2 separate regions of the Homo sapiens genome follow, and region 1 is linked to region 2. The links are chromatin contacts, found by Hi-C or POLR2A ChIA-PET in ENCODE. All regions are on one chromosome and are shown on one strand. The core of a region is the stretch at or near the end of the contact, and the rest is flanking DNA. Distances in the headings are between cores, read along the strand shown. Region 1 has its middle 160 kb from the start of NR5A2. Region 2 overlaps NR5A2 (nuclear receptor subfamily 5 group A member 2).

The links. A loop is a pair of places that touch in the nucleus more often than their neighbours do. ChIA-PET counts read pairs that join two places held with the same protein, here RNA polymerase II (POLR2A).
Region 1: a map of endothelial cell of hepatic sinusoid shows a loop between it and region 2 (2.9-fold over the local background). The contact joins two enhancer-like sites. A Hi-C loop is called at or near these places in 2 of 168 maps with a recorded cell type or tissue (PC-3 and endothelial cell of hepatic sinusoid). POLR2A ChIA-PET finds 5 or more read pairs at or near these places in 3 of 52 experiments (BJ, CD8-positive, alpha-beta memory T cell and GM12878).

Annotation. Positions count from the first base shown.
Region 1 is chr1:200,180,109-200,186,140 of GRCh38, reverse strand. No RefSeq gene overlaps it. Among named protein-coding and RNA genes, the nearest start is that of NR5A2, 160 kb to the right of the region's middle. Within about 2 kb of position 1,745, at least 12 of the 41 ENCODE cell types and tissues checked have a DNase peak (open chromatin) inside an H3K27ac peak, as active enhancers do.
Region 2 is chr1:200,096,785-200,103,118 of GRCh38, reverse strand. All of the region lies in intron 5 of NR5A2 (nuclear receptor subfamily 5 group A member 2), which reads right to left. LOC107985244 (a long non-coding RNA gene) reads left to right here. Exons shown (of 3, transcript XR_001738358.2): 3 at 1,788-1,837. Among named protein-coding and RNA genes, the nearest start is that of NR5A2, 72 kb to the right of the region's middle. Within about 2 kb of position 3,843, at least 2 of the 41 ENCODE cell types and tissues checked have a DNase peak (open chromatin) inside an H3K27ac peak, as active enhancers do.

The DNA.
Region 1 (6,032 bases), core at 496-2,995, 85 kb before region 2:
GGATTACCTGGCCGTGTGAGGTGTCAGTCTGCCCCTACTGGGGGGTGCCTCCCATTTAGGCTACTCGGGAGTCAGGGACCCACTTGAGGAGGCAGTCTGCCCGTTCTCAGATCTCAAGCTGCATGCTGGGAGAAGCACTACTCTCTTCAAAGCTGTCAGACAGGGACATTTAAGTCTGTAGAGGTTATTGCTGTCTTTTGTTTGTCTGTGCCCTTCCCCCAGAGGTGGAGCCTACAGAGGCAGGCAGGCCTCCTTGAGCTGTGGTGGGCTCCACCCAGTTAGAGCTTCCCAGCTGCTTTGTTTACCTACTCAAGCCTGAGCAATGGCAGACACCCCTCCCCCAGTCTTGCTGCCACCTTGCAGTTTGATCTCAGACTGCTGTGCTAGCAATGAGCAAGGCTCCGTGGGTGTAGGACCCTCCGAGCCATGTGTGGGATATAATCTCCTGGTGTGCCGTTTGTTAAGCCTGTTGGAAGAGCGCAGTATTAGGGTGGGAGTGACCCGATTTTCCAGGTGCCATCTGTCACCCCTTTCTTTGACTAGGAAAGGGAATTCCCTGACCCCTTGAGCTTCTCAGGTGAGGCAATGCCTCACCCTGCTTCGGCTCACGCACGGTGTGCTGCACCCACTGTCCTGCACCCACTGTCAGGCACTCCCCAGTGAGATGAACCTGGTACCTCAGTTGGAAATGCAGAAATCCCCCGTCTTCTGCATTGCTCATGCTGGGAGCTGTAGACTGGAGCTGTTCCTATTCGGCTATCTTGGCTCCACCCGCTCCCACCCCCGTCCCCTGCCGTGTCTTCTTTTCTCTATCTGTGGGTGGCCCTTCCTTGGCTTTTTGATTCTCACTTCTCATGTCCCAGCAGTCATCTGTTATTCAGCCTTTTATGCCTTTGTAAGCAGCATCCACATTTAAATCTTGTACCTTCTGTAAAATTATCTTTGGCTAATAACACTTCAGGCACAAATATGGCTGGATAAAGAGCCTGAATGTTAGTGTTGAAGACAAACAAGCTCCTCATTTGAGTTTCCTTTACATTAAAATGAAACAAAGCAAAAACAGAAAAGAAGCACAAAAAGCAGAAACCACTGTCATGCCACTTTTATTTTTTGCTTAGTTTAGCCAAGATGATTATTTTTAAAGATGTGAAATAAACCCATGATAATGGTGTGTTTTATTGCCTTTTCTTTTACTGGTAGGTTGAGGAAAGGCAGGTTCTTCCCCAAAATCAGATGATGAAACGAAAAGGGAGAGATGGAGTTTAACAATCCATCTCTTCTATGTTTTGTTTCCTAGATTCTGCATTAATCCATTACATGCCTGTAATCCTTGCACTTTGGGAGACTGAGGTGGGAGGATCTCTTGAGCACAGGAGGTTGAGACCAGCCTGGGCAACACAGGGAGACCCTGTCTCTACAGAAAACAAAACAAAACAAAATGTTAGCTGTGCATGGTGGTGCACACCTGTGGTCCCATCTATTCAGGGGGCAAAGGTGGGAGAATTACTTGAGCCTGGGAGGTCAAGTCTGCAGTGAGCCATGATCATGCTATTGCACTCCAGTCTGAGCAACAGAGAAAGACCTTGTCTCAAAACAAAAAAAAAAGAGAGCGAGAGATGACAGGCTTTCTCTCTCTCCCCAGGTGGTTGTGCCACTTTAAGACTTCTTTAAGGGAAGTAGAGAGGATGAGTGAGCACTGATCGGGCATTGCCCAAGGAGCTTGGCTGGAATCCAGGCCACACAATAGTTGCAGGAACATTTGACACTCAAATAACACAAGGCCCCAAGGCAAGAGCAGAGGCGAAATAAAGCCTGTTACAGCAACACTCAGGGGGAATGTAACACGTGTTTCCACACTTATTTATAGAAGCTTGTTCCACCTCTATGGCAGAGACCTTTTGGCAGTCTTAATTTACTTCTGGGGAAAATCTTTGGGACAAAATTTTTTTAAACAGCCAGTACCTTGCTAACTGCACTGATGGCAAAGTAATGTGAGCAGAAATGATCGACACAACATGTTTTCTCTTCTAACATAATTGCTTTCTATTTGTGTAGTCTGTAATAATTAATGTATAGAGAACATGGCTCAAGTGATTTTGTGATAAAATAAACAGGGAAACTACTAATCAAACCAAGGTATAAAAATTAGTATAGCTCTTATAGTTACAACATAGTCAGGGCTAATAAGTGGTGGTTATGCCAATGTTTCCCGTTGAGGTGGTATAGAAAATAAAGGTCACCACCTCAAAATTCTCATTTATGTAAGACTCATAGAATGTCTGTGTTGTCAATGCTCCCACGGCACTGAGCAGCTGACCCTTGTTTTGGATGTCTGTGGTTATAACTGTGCTTGTCTAGGCTCTTGTTAAGGTCAAGAAAATTTCTAGTTATTTGGTGTTGCAATTATTAGAAATGTATCTGTCACTATTGCTTCTTTTCTTTTTAATTTGTTATTATTATTTTTTTGAGACAGAGTCTCACTCTGTTGCCCAGGGTGGAGTGCAGTGGTGTGATCTTGGCTCACTGCAACCTCCGCCTCCTGGGTTCAAGTGATTCTCCTGCCTTAGTCTCCCAAGTGTCTGGGATTATAGGCATGTGCCACCACACCTGGCTAATTTTTGTGTTTTTAGTAGAGATGGGGTTTTGCCATGTTGGCCAGGCTGGTCTCGAACTCCTGACCTCAGGTAATCTGCCCACCTCAGCCTCCCAAAGTTCTGGGATTACAGGCATGAACCACCATGCCCAGCCTGCTTCTTTTAGGTCCTAAAGAAAATGCTCAGTTGTTGGAGTGAATGTTGACTCTACAGGACACCTTGGTGTGTGCTTTCAGGAAGACACTGTAGCTAAGTGGTTCAGGTTCCGAACTCCTGAGGTTTAGAATCAGAACTGTTTTTGAACCCTCACTCTGTCACTTTCTAACTGCAGGACTTTGAACAAGTTATGTACGTCTGTAAGTTTCAGTTTTCATAGTCACAAGAAGGGGTCGTTATGAGGATTAAATGAAATCATGTTTGCATATTAAGGTAAATGCTAAGCTTTGGAAATAAAGAGACCCCAAGATATAGTGGCTTAAATAAGAGAGCAGTTTATTTCTCTGTCACTTGAGGCTGGTCTGTGGACACTACCAGGCCATTCAGGGACCCAAGGTTACAGCTTTCTTGTTGCTCTTCAATCACTGGTCATCTTGGATTGCTGTCTGCACCTCGGGTCCAGCCAGGGAAAGGGCTAGGCGCCAACGACTAAGGAAAGTGACTCGCTTTTACCGATGGAGAAGACTGAAAAGGTATGCTTGTCACTTCAGCTCACATCCCATTGCCACAGCCCCATCTTACTCACTTGGTCGTGCCTCACTACAAAGGAAGCCGGAAAATATAGTCTTCAGCTGGGCAGCTGTGTGTCCAGGAAAAAAAGAGAGGATACATTTTGGGGAGATAACTGTCTGCCATAGCATATCGCACTCAAAACTCAGCACGTAGTGCTTAAACATAGATGCTATTATTTTCATGAAATCTCTCTAGTATGTGTTCTTTGGGTCATTTCCTCAACTAGATCATTGCCTGGAACAATTAATATTTCTCAAGTGAGAAATATTGGATATGGGATACATTGTTTTTATTCAACTAATTAATACAAATAAAATTAATAAAAATATTAAGACATTTTTATGGATGTTCTGGGTTTCTCCAGTGCAACTTTTTCTTTTCTTTTCTTTTTTTTTTTTTTTTTGAGATGGAGTCTTGCACTGTTGCCCAGGCTGGAGTGCAGTGGCGCGATCTCGGCTCACTGCAGTCTCTGCCTGCTGGGTTCGAGCAATTCTCCTGTCTCAGCCTCTCCAGTAGCTGGGACTACAGGTGCATGCCACCATGCCTGGTTAATTTTTGTATTTTTAGTATAGACGAGGTTTCACCATATTGGTCAGGCTGGTCTCAAACTCTTGACCCTAGGTAATCCACCCTCCTCAGCCTCCCAAAGTGCTAGGATTACAGGCATGAGCCACCGCGCCCAGCCCAGTGCAACTTTTTCAATTGGCTGTCTTTCATCAGATGGTGGGGTGAGCTGTGAGGAAGGGCTGGGAGGACAAGCACCAGCAATGTTCCTAGGTGACATCATCTAACCAGAGAATGTTTTTGACCCTCACACAGAGGAGGTATATGCATGTGGGAACCAGCACCTTGACCATGAGCTTCTTCCCACTACATATCAGATACTGGAGAAGCAGAGGCAAAGACAGGAATACAATTTTTCCAAAAGGTAGACACATTTTCAGAATGCTAACTCTTTCCTGTTTGTAAACATGAATTGGTCTAACATGTTTGGCAGGCTGTGATTTTTCTCATGCATCATAAATAAATACTAAAACAAGCTTCATGAATTTCTCCCTTATATACTTAGGTCTCTGGAGTTGGTTGGATTGTGCCTCTCAGTATCTCGCCATTCTAGCAGACTCTAATAGCACAAGCAAATCTTCCCTGCGGGGAGAAGTGAGCAAAGAGGACCTTCCTGAAGGTTTAGACCTGTCTGTTTTGTTGGCCCTGCTGGAATCTTAGACTGTCAGTTCTGGAGGGTCATTAAACATTACCCAGCCACTCCATGTAGGAGTCACATCCCCAACACTGTTGTCAGGTCCAGCCTCAGGTGGAGCAGTTCCTAGGAGGTCACCAGCCTCTAATATAGTTAGTTCCATTTTTGGACAGCTTTGACCATTAAGCTTTCTTTTTCCACATTGTGTCAAAATCTTCCCCTTCAAAATATTTACCTACCTTACGGGTTTCTACTCTCTGAGCCACAAAGCACAGTTCTAATCCCCTTCGCAGCTCTTTCTTCTGATGTTGTGTAATGACGCTAAACATTTCATATGAATGGCGTGATGCCACTTTCACTGTCTAGTTTTTGGATGAACAACATACTTAGAGTGGGAGCTGACATGCAGTCACACATGTGAATCACCCCTGAAGCAAACATAAAATATGTTTGTGATACAGGGTGAGATAGAAGAGCATATTGGATGGACACTGGATTATCCCAGTCTGGGCCCCATGAAGATGTACATGGTCAAGTCAAGGAGACCACTGGGGAGCAGTATGGTCCACAACTCGGGAAACTTCGATTCTTTTGTGGAAATCATGTGCCGTGCCTGCTCTATGCCAGGCACTGGGCCAGTGGTTTATAAATGACTGAGTCACTGCTCTTGACCTTTCGCTCACAGTTTAGAAGGGCCACCCTGGGAAACAAACACAATGAGACCAGAGCATAATGAACATCAGACATCTGGGGGCCCCAGAGATGGGGGTGTACTGGATGGGGAGGGGCAGCCTCCTTGCCTTGGCTTCTCTAAGCCTGGTTTTTTTTGGCTAGACCATTGGAGAACAGTGAACAGGAAGGAGCAGGCTGTGCTCATGGTGTGGTTGATACACCAGTGGGCCTGGAAAGGAGGCTGGAAGGGGAGGCTGGGAGGCAGGCAGAGGCTGGGAAGGTAGGCAGAGGCTGTGCCAGGAAAGACCTGGATGCCATAGTAGGAGTTGACTTTTTCCTGAAAATACCAGGCATTGGAGGACTGTAAGTGAGCGAATGACATTATCAGCTTTGAATTAGGGAGATGGCTCTGGGTGCTCTATGGAGTGAGGTTTGGGGTATGTTCAGATTGATAGCAGATCAGCCCAGAGGCTAGTGCATAATTCAAGGCAAGAAATGCCAAAGGCCTGCTCCAAATCTGCAAGGAAGGAAGGGGGAGACTGACTGGGGAGAAAAATAGGAAAAGTAACTGGTAGGGCTTGGATACTGAGGCCATGTGGGAAGAAGGAGAGGTGAGGAAGAACAGCCTGTGACGGCTTCCGTGCGGGAGATGTCCATGGTGGCAGGGGAGCGGGAGGGACTTCAATTCCTGTTACTAAAGTACTGAGAGGCCCCAGCCCACGCATAGCTCCCTGGGCTGGGCTTCACACTCTGAGGGGTAGGGTGCCCAAGCCCACCGAGGACAGGGGGCTGCTGCTGGGTCAGGTGAGACGAGAGAGTGGGCGTGCTCTGCAAAGTAA
Region 2 (6,334 bases), core at 2,594-5,093:
TTTACATGCATGAACTCATTTAATCTTCACAACAACTCAATGAAGCAGAACTTATTATAATCCTCATTTTACCAATGAGGAAACTGAGGTAGAAAAGTTAAGTAACTTTCCAAATGTCACACAGCAAATAAGCAGCAGAGCCAATATCTGAAGAGTTCATGGTCCTAGCAACAAGGCATATAGCATTATACCTTACCTAAAATATCCATCAATGCATTGAGAAACCATTCTAAAAGGCGCCTCCTTCAGGAAGTCTTCCCTGATCAACTCCATCCCATACTATCATTCCTATATTCATGTAACCTTTTGTAATATGTTAACCTGCATTAATGGATTTGGATTGTGCAAAATTCTTAGAGTAAGCGGTTCAAAACTTGAGTGCATATAGACTGAAAATTAAATTGTACAAAATAAGCTTTCATTGTCTTGGGGCCAGATTTTGGGAACTTCATAAATTGGGAATGGGAGTAAAGGGAAGTAAAATTGGAAGTAAAGCAGAGGTAGGGGTGGAGTTTAGTGGCTGTCATTCTGCTGACATCCTTAATCTCCATGGAAGCAGGGCCTCCTCGGTCCTGCCCAACGTTCACATGTTTAGGTGTAAAGTGAACGAATAGCACAGCAGTTGGGAAATGAACATGATAGCTGTCAGCAGAAGGGGTAGACAGAAAGCAAAACAGGCTGGTCCTCTGCTTCTTGAACAGCTCAATCCAGAGTCACTCAGTACAGGAAGTCAGAGGCCTAGACTTCAGGAACCGCTAAAGAAACCACTCTGTAACCTAGGGTCCAACAGTGAGCATTCACAACCATGACAAGTCATTGGGAACAGGCTTATCAAATCCTCTGTTTAAAAAGTCATGGAATGGTGCGATTTGTATTAGAGAGTCTTTATCAAAAATTTTAAAAATTCTTTCAAAGTGCAATGTTTCCAAAGTTAAGTTTCATTCATCCAGAACATCCATCCGCATGGTATACACGATATACCTAGTCCCCAGGGATGTTAAATGTAACACTACTTTATATAAAGATATGCTAGTGTCACTTATTAAATGTCAGGTTTTTCATTTATATAACTGTGAGGTAATTACATAAGTGAGTGACATCTTTGAGGTTTACAGTATTGTATGTAAATGTTAAACAGCACTGTGAAGAAACATATAATCACCAGGGTATATAATGTAACTTAGTCTGCTTCTTTTGCATAGAATTATAGCTACATTCTCAGAATTTATCAAACCAAAGGACAAAGTTTGGCCAGCTTTTATTCTTCCTCTTAACCACGTTTCAAAAAGCTTCTTGTTGAAATATCAATTAATTACAAACTAATGATAAGTTCATCATATCTGGGGACTCAGGAATTTTGTCACCGCAGTCCTGGTAGACTTTTCTGTTTCTTAAGTTTCCATATATAGCCACATATAATTTATATGATCTGATTAAGGTGAGCACTAACAGGTAATGGGACTATTTTTGAAAGTGGCTTATGGAATCAATCACATTCCATTGCTTCAAAGTCAAAGCATGTACACATGTTAAGATAGAGGAGGAAAAGGAGGTCTCTGCCACTCCTGGGTTAGCTTTCCCATACTTCCCTTAAGAGTTGTGCTCAACATGATGATTCAGCTAGTGCAGTAGGGTGACTCTTTCATGAAGTTGCAAAGTAAAGAACATAGCAATTCGTGTATTGACAAACTTCATAGCCTACCTAGCCCCTGATTTTTTGACACTGGTATGAAAAAGGATGATTTGTACAAGGGCATGTTTAACCTAGGAATCATTTATCTTCTCAGATTGTGGATATACTCCAATCAACAATAAAGCGAACAACATATATTAGTGCTGGGGACTCTCAAGACTTGAATGAATATAACACCTAGTTGTTATCCTCAAGGAACTTATAAATGAATTGGACCAACAAGACATAGCCCTGCAAAATACTTAGTGCATCAGGAAGCATACAAAGTATTACACTCTGTGGAATCAATAATTCAACAGTAAATATCTGTATGTATGCATATATAGATATGGATAATGTCACATCCTTAAGAAAAGATTTGGAAGCAGTTTACATGTGAGATGAATAAACTCACATATAAGATGAATGGGATAAATGAAGACATGAGGATAAAGGGAAATAAAGGCAGGAAAATAAGTCAAAGCCAAGGATCAGGATCAGCCCCAAAATAAGCTCCATAAGGGTTGTTTCAGTTGTTGGAAATGAGCCACAATTTGGTTCCTTGTAGCCAGAGCCCATTACTGACATGATTTCTTTTTGTACATGAGATAACAATCAAAGCACTTTTTTGCAAAACATCTTCTCCTACTACTGGACTCCTGAGCAAAATTTGTGGGTTTTTCCAAGACAGAGAATTCCAGATTATGTAAACAGGGCTCTAACAATATCCCCACAGTAGATACAATATTTAGCCTCACAGAGAGTGTTCTTTTGAATGCCCTCAGTGTACGCTGATGGCAATGTTAAGAAGAGCCAAGACGATTTGGTCCTAGAGCACAACTTTCTAATGGTCTGTTTTATTACAAAGATAAACCAAGACAACACAGACATGGAGAGAATGCATATATTTTAGGCTCCATTATAGCAGATGCCAGGGCTGCTAAACACTATAAGGAAATGCATAGCTTTGGAGCTCAGAGACCTGGGCACCCATCTTGGTATTCTCACTAACCAGGTAACTTTGGGCAAAGAACTAAAACTTAACAGACACCCTATTAAAAACACCACATAGCAGACATCCTGTTAAAAATACTTAAACTGAAATCCAAATAAATAAATAAATAAAGGCAAAATATGAAAGATGCTAAATGAAGTACGAAGGAAAATATTTCAGGTGATGCAAAATGTTCATGAACTAGAAAAGAAATATTTTAAAGTAGATTAATGAGAAATATTTTCCAGTGCCTTCTCTTTCTGGGTATTGTTTCATTTATGACCACTACCTGTTTCCTGTTCTCCAGTTTAGAAATCTCTTATGTATAATTAAAGCAATGTTCTCACATGTCTAACCTGGCAGATAATATTCAAGTAATAAAAACAGAATCCTTCTCAGCTTGATATATTTTCCTCTGGGTTGCTTGGAATGTCAAGAAGGCAGTTGTGAATATGATGGTCATTTTTCTAATAGCATAATGAGGTTATGTTTGTAATTCTCATTTTCCAGACACCGCCTTAAAGGCAACAATGCCATCAGCCAAAAAAGAATTCCAGGTGTGGCCAGGCGCGGTGGCTCATGCCTGTAATCTCAGCACTTTGGGAGGCCGAGGTGGGTGGATCACGAGGTCAGGAGATCAGGATCATCCTGGCTAACACGGTGAAACTCCGTCTCTACTAAAAATACAAAAATTAGCCGGGCATGGTGGCACGTGCCTGTAGTCCCAGCTATTTGGGAGGCTGAGGCAGGAGAATCACTTGAACCTGGGAGGCAGAGGTTGCAGTGAGCTGAGATAGCGCCACTGCACTCCAGCCCGGGCGACAGAGCAAGATTCCATCTCAAAAAATAAAATAAAATAAAAGAAATCCAGGTGTGCAGCAGACCCATCATCTGGATATCAGTGATTATGGCATAAATTAAGGAAGATTTTGGTTGCCCTCCAGCTTGTAAAATAGATGCACAATGAAGGTCCTTGGCATAGTAGGATTAAGAAGAAAGGGAGAAGGTGAGGGATATTCCAGAGGGCATGCTCCGTGGCTCCCTTGAGGTCATTTAATGCAACTTCTTCCTTCATAGGTTGCTTTACAAAGCCAGGAAAAAAAAAAAAAGGCTTATAGAGGCTAAAATGTCCTTGGGTCCTTTTTGGCTGGCTGCTTCCATCAGGCAGTTGGCCAAAGAAAGGAGAAAAGAATTCGAGTGGCCTAAATATTACTCACCAAAAGTACAACCGAAATTAGGGCAGAGGTAAAGGAGAGGTCCCTAAGGACTGTTCAGTGATGGGAATTCTCTGGGTACAAAGGCTCCTGGGAGAATTCCTCTGCTCAGTTCCCCAGGGACAAGTAGAGGACTTGTCCCTTCACACAATTTAAATGTCCCCTTAATGTCACAGTGCTAAGTGTACAGTCAGTCTATGCCTTCAGAGATTCCCAGAAATGGATTCATAGAAAGTAGTAGCAATTGAAGATGGAGCTCCAACAGTCGAAGTTTGGCCCTAAACTACAGAAAGATTAAGTCTAGGTAAACAACAATTTTTGCTTTGTTAAAAATTTCTAGATAGTGTAGAATATTTAGTGGGAAATATTTATGCCAGTGCCCTAAACATAGCATGCTAAGAGTAATAGGTCCTATCTAGTTTTCTGTCTTTGACACTGTGAATGGTCTACCCTTTCATTACCTGGACTGGGGACACCCCCATCCTGTTACATGCTGAATCACACCCTGGTACTAGGCTCACCGCAGGTGCTTAATTAATATTTGCTGAATCAATGCTGAAAGTATCTGATAGCTACATTTCGTTCAACTACATCATTTTATAGAAGAGGAAACTCAGGCTAGGTGGGCTGTGGTTTATATAAGGCTACTCAGGTGCCAGAAACAGGATGGGAATCCAGGTGTTCTGAATCCAAGCCCAGTGCTCTTTCACTATGCCTCTTTCATATAAGAGTAAAGAACAATCTTCCTATTTTTTTCTGTAAGTTATTTTTTTAAAATATAATATTGCCCAGTTTCTTTCCTGCAAAGAAATACATTAATGATAATTTGATTTCTCTATTTCAAATGTAAAGAAATTTGTGATTTGGGAAATGAAGTCCTTTGGAAGTTTACAAAATACAAAACCATAGATACCAAATGATAGAACCTTGGAATTATCTGGACATAAAATCTAGATAGACACTCCTTCCGATTTGGGGGAAAAACAAGAGAAAGTGATTCTGTTTGGGAGATGAACTGAGGCCTAGCATTTATTCTGGGTCTCAGTCCCAGAAGACTCAGAGGTGAAGTTGTCAGTGGCCCCTCTTACAATTGCTTACAGCTCGGCAGGGTGGAGTATGGGCACCCACTCCCACTAGATAGCTTAAATCTCAAAAGGAGGGACATGGAAACATCATTTACAACATTGTAAGGCACAAGTTTTGACAAATATTTTAGTTTCCTTGTCCTGGCCAGTTAAACAGGGGAAAACATTCTACACAAGCTGCAAGGTAATGATTTTGAAATCAGAATCACATTAGCTAGATTTTTAGCAAAACCACACCTAGCTCTTTTGCACTGTCTGAAGAGGGTGTGTCTTATGGCATATTTCTTATTACCTCTACTTTCATATTCTTCCTATTCTAGATTAAAGGAGAAGAATATGCAGGCTATGATACTATACTGCCTTTCCCATTCCCACCCAACATACACACCGCCTACACACTCCCTTCCTAAGACGTCAGCATTGCCCTGTTGAATCTGTCCCCATGAGGCAAGGACTCTGTAGGTCAGTCCCAAGACAATCCCTTTATGTCTTCCATATTTCTAGATAGCCTTTCCTTTACTCACTGTTAGTAATCTCTACAACTATTGGGTTTATATCTGAATATAATGATGAAAGATAGCATATCAAGATCTGTAAGAAGTTATGCATAGCACAGCCATCCTGATATACAAAATATAAGTTCCCCAAAGGTGGCTGAGAAGTGAAAGATAAAGTATTGAATTTCTTTTTCCCAATTATTCTCATCATAAAATGGGAGAAATACTCTTTGTATTAAAGGAATGCATTTCTAACAGAGGTGAGTGACGAAGGGAGTTCTTTTGTCTCCCTTGTAAGAAGGGAGAGAGACAGAACTGTATCCCTTCCCATTGCCTTTGGATTTCACACAGTAGGAATAATATTCTGGAGAGGAGGAGTGGCAATAAAAAGAAAAAAAGAAGAAATAATATTCTGACAAAGGTTTATTTTAAAAAAAGAAATAATACCCAATTTAAGTGTTGATCTTGTGTGTGTTTTATTTGAAATATGAATCACAGAGAAAATGGGTTTGATATTTATAGAAAGAAATCGTTTACATTTTCCATGAGCATGCACTGTTCTTTGAGGGAAAGCATTTTTCAGAGAAAGAAGAATTGTGTTTCTAGAGGTATTCTCATGGCTTCTCACACACATAATTACTCATGCATGCAGGTCATGCTTCGCTTAATGATGGGGACATGTTCTGAGAAATGCATCATTAGGTGATTTCATCCTTGTGTGAACAGCAGAGAGTGAACCTACACAAACCTAGATGGTAGCACCTACCATGAACCTAGGCTATATGGAATAGTCTATCGCTCCTGGGCTACAAACCTGTACAGCATGTTACTATTCTACACTGCAATACTTATAATGGTAAGTATTTGTGTTA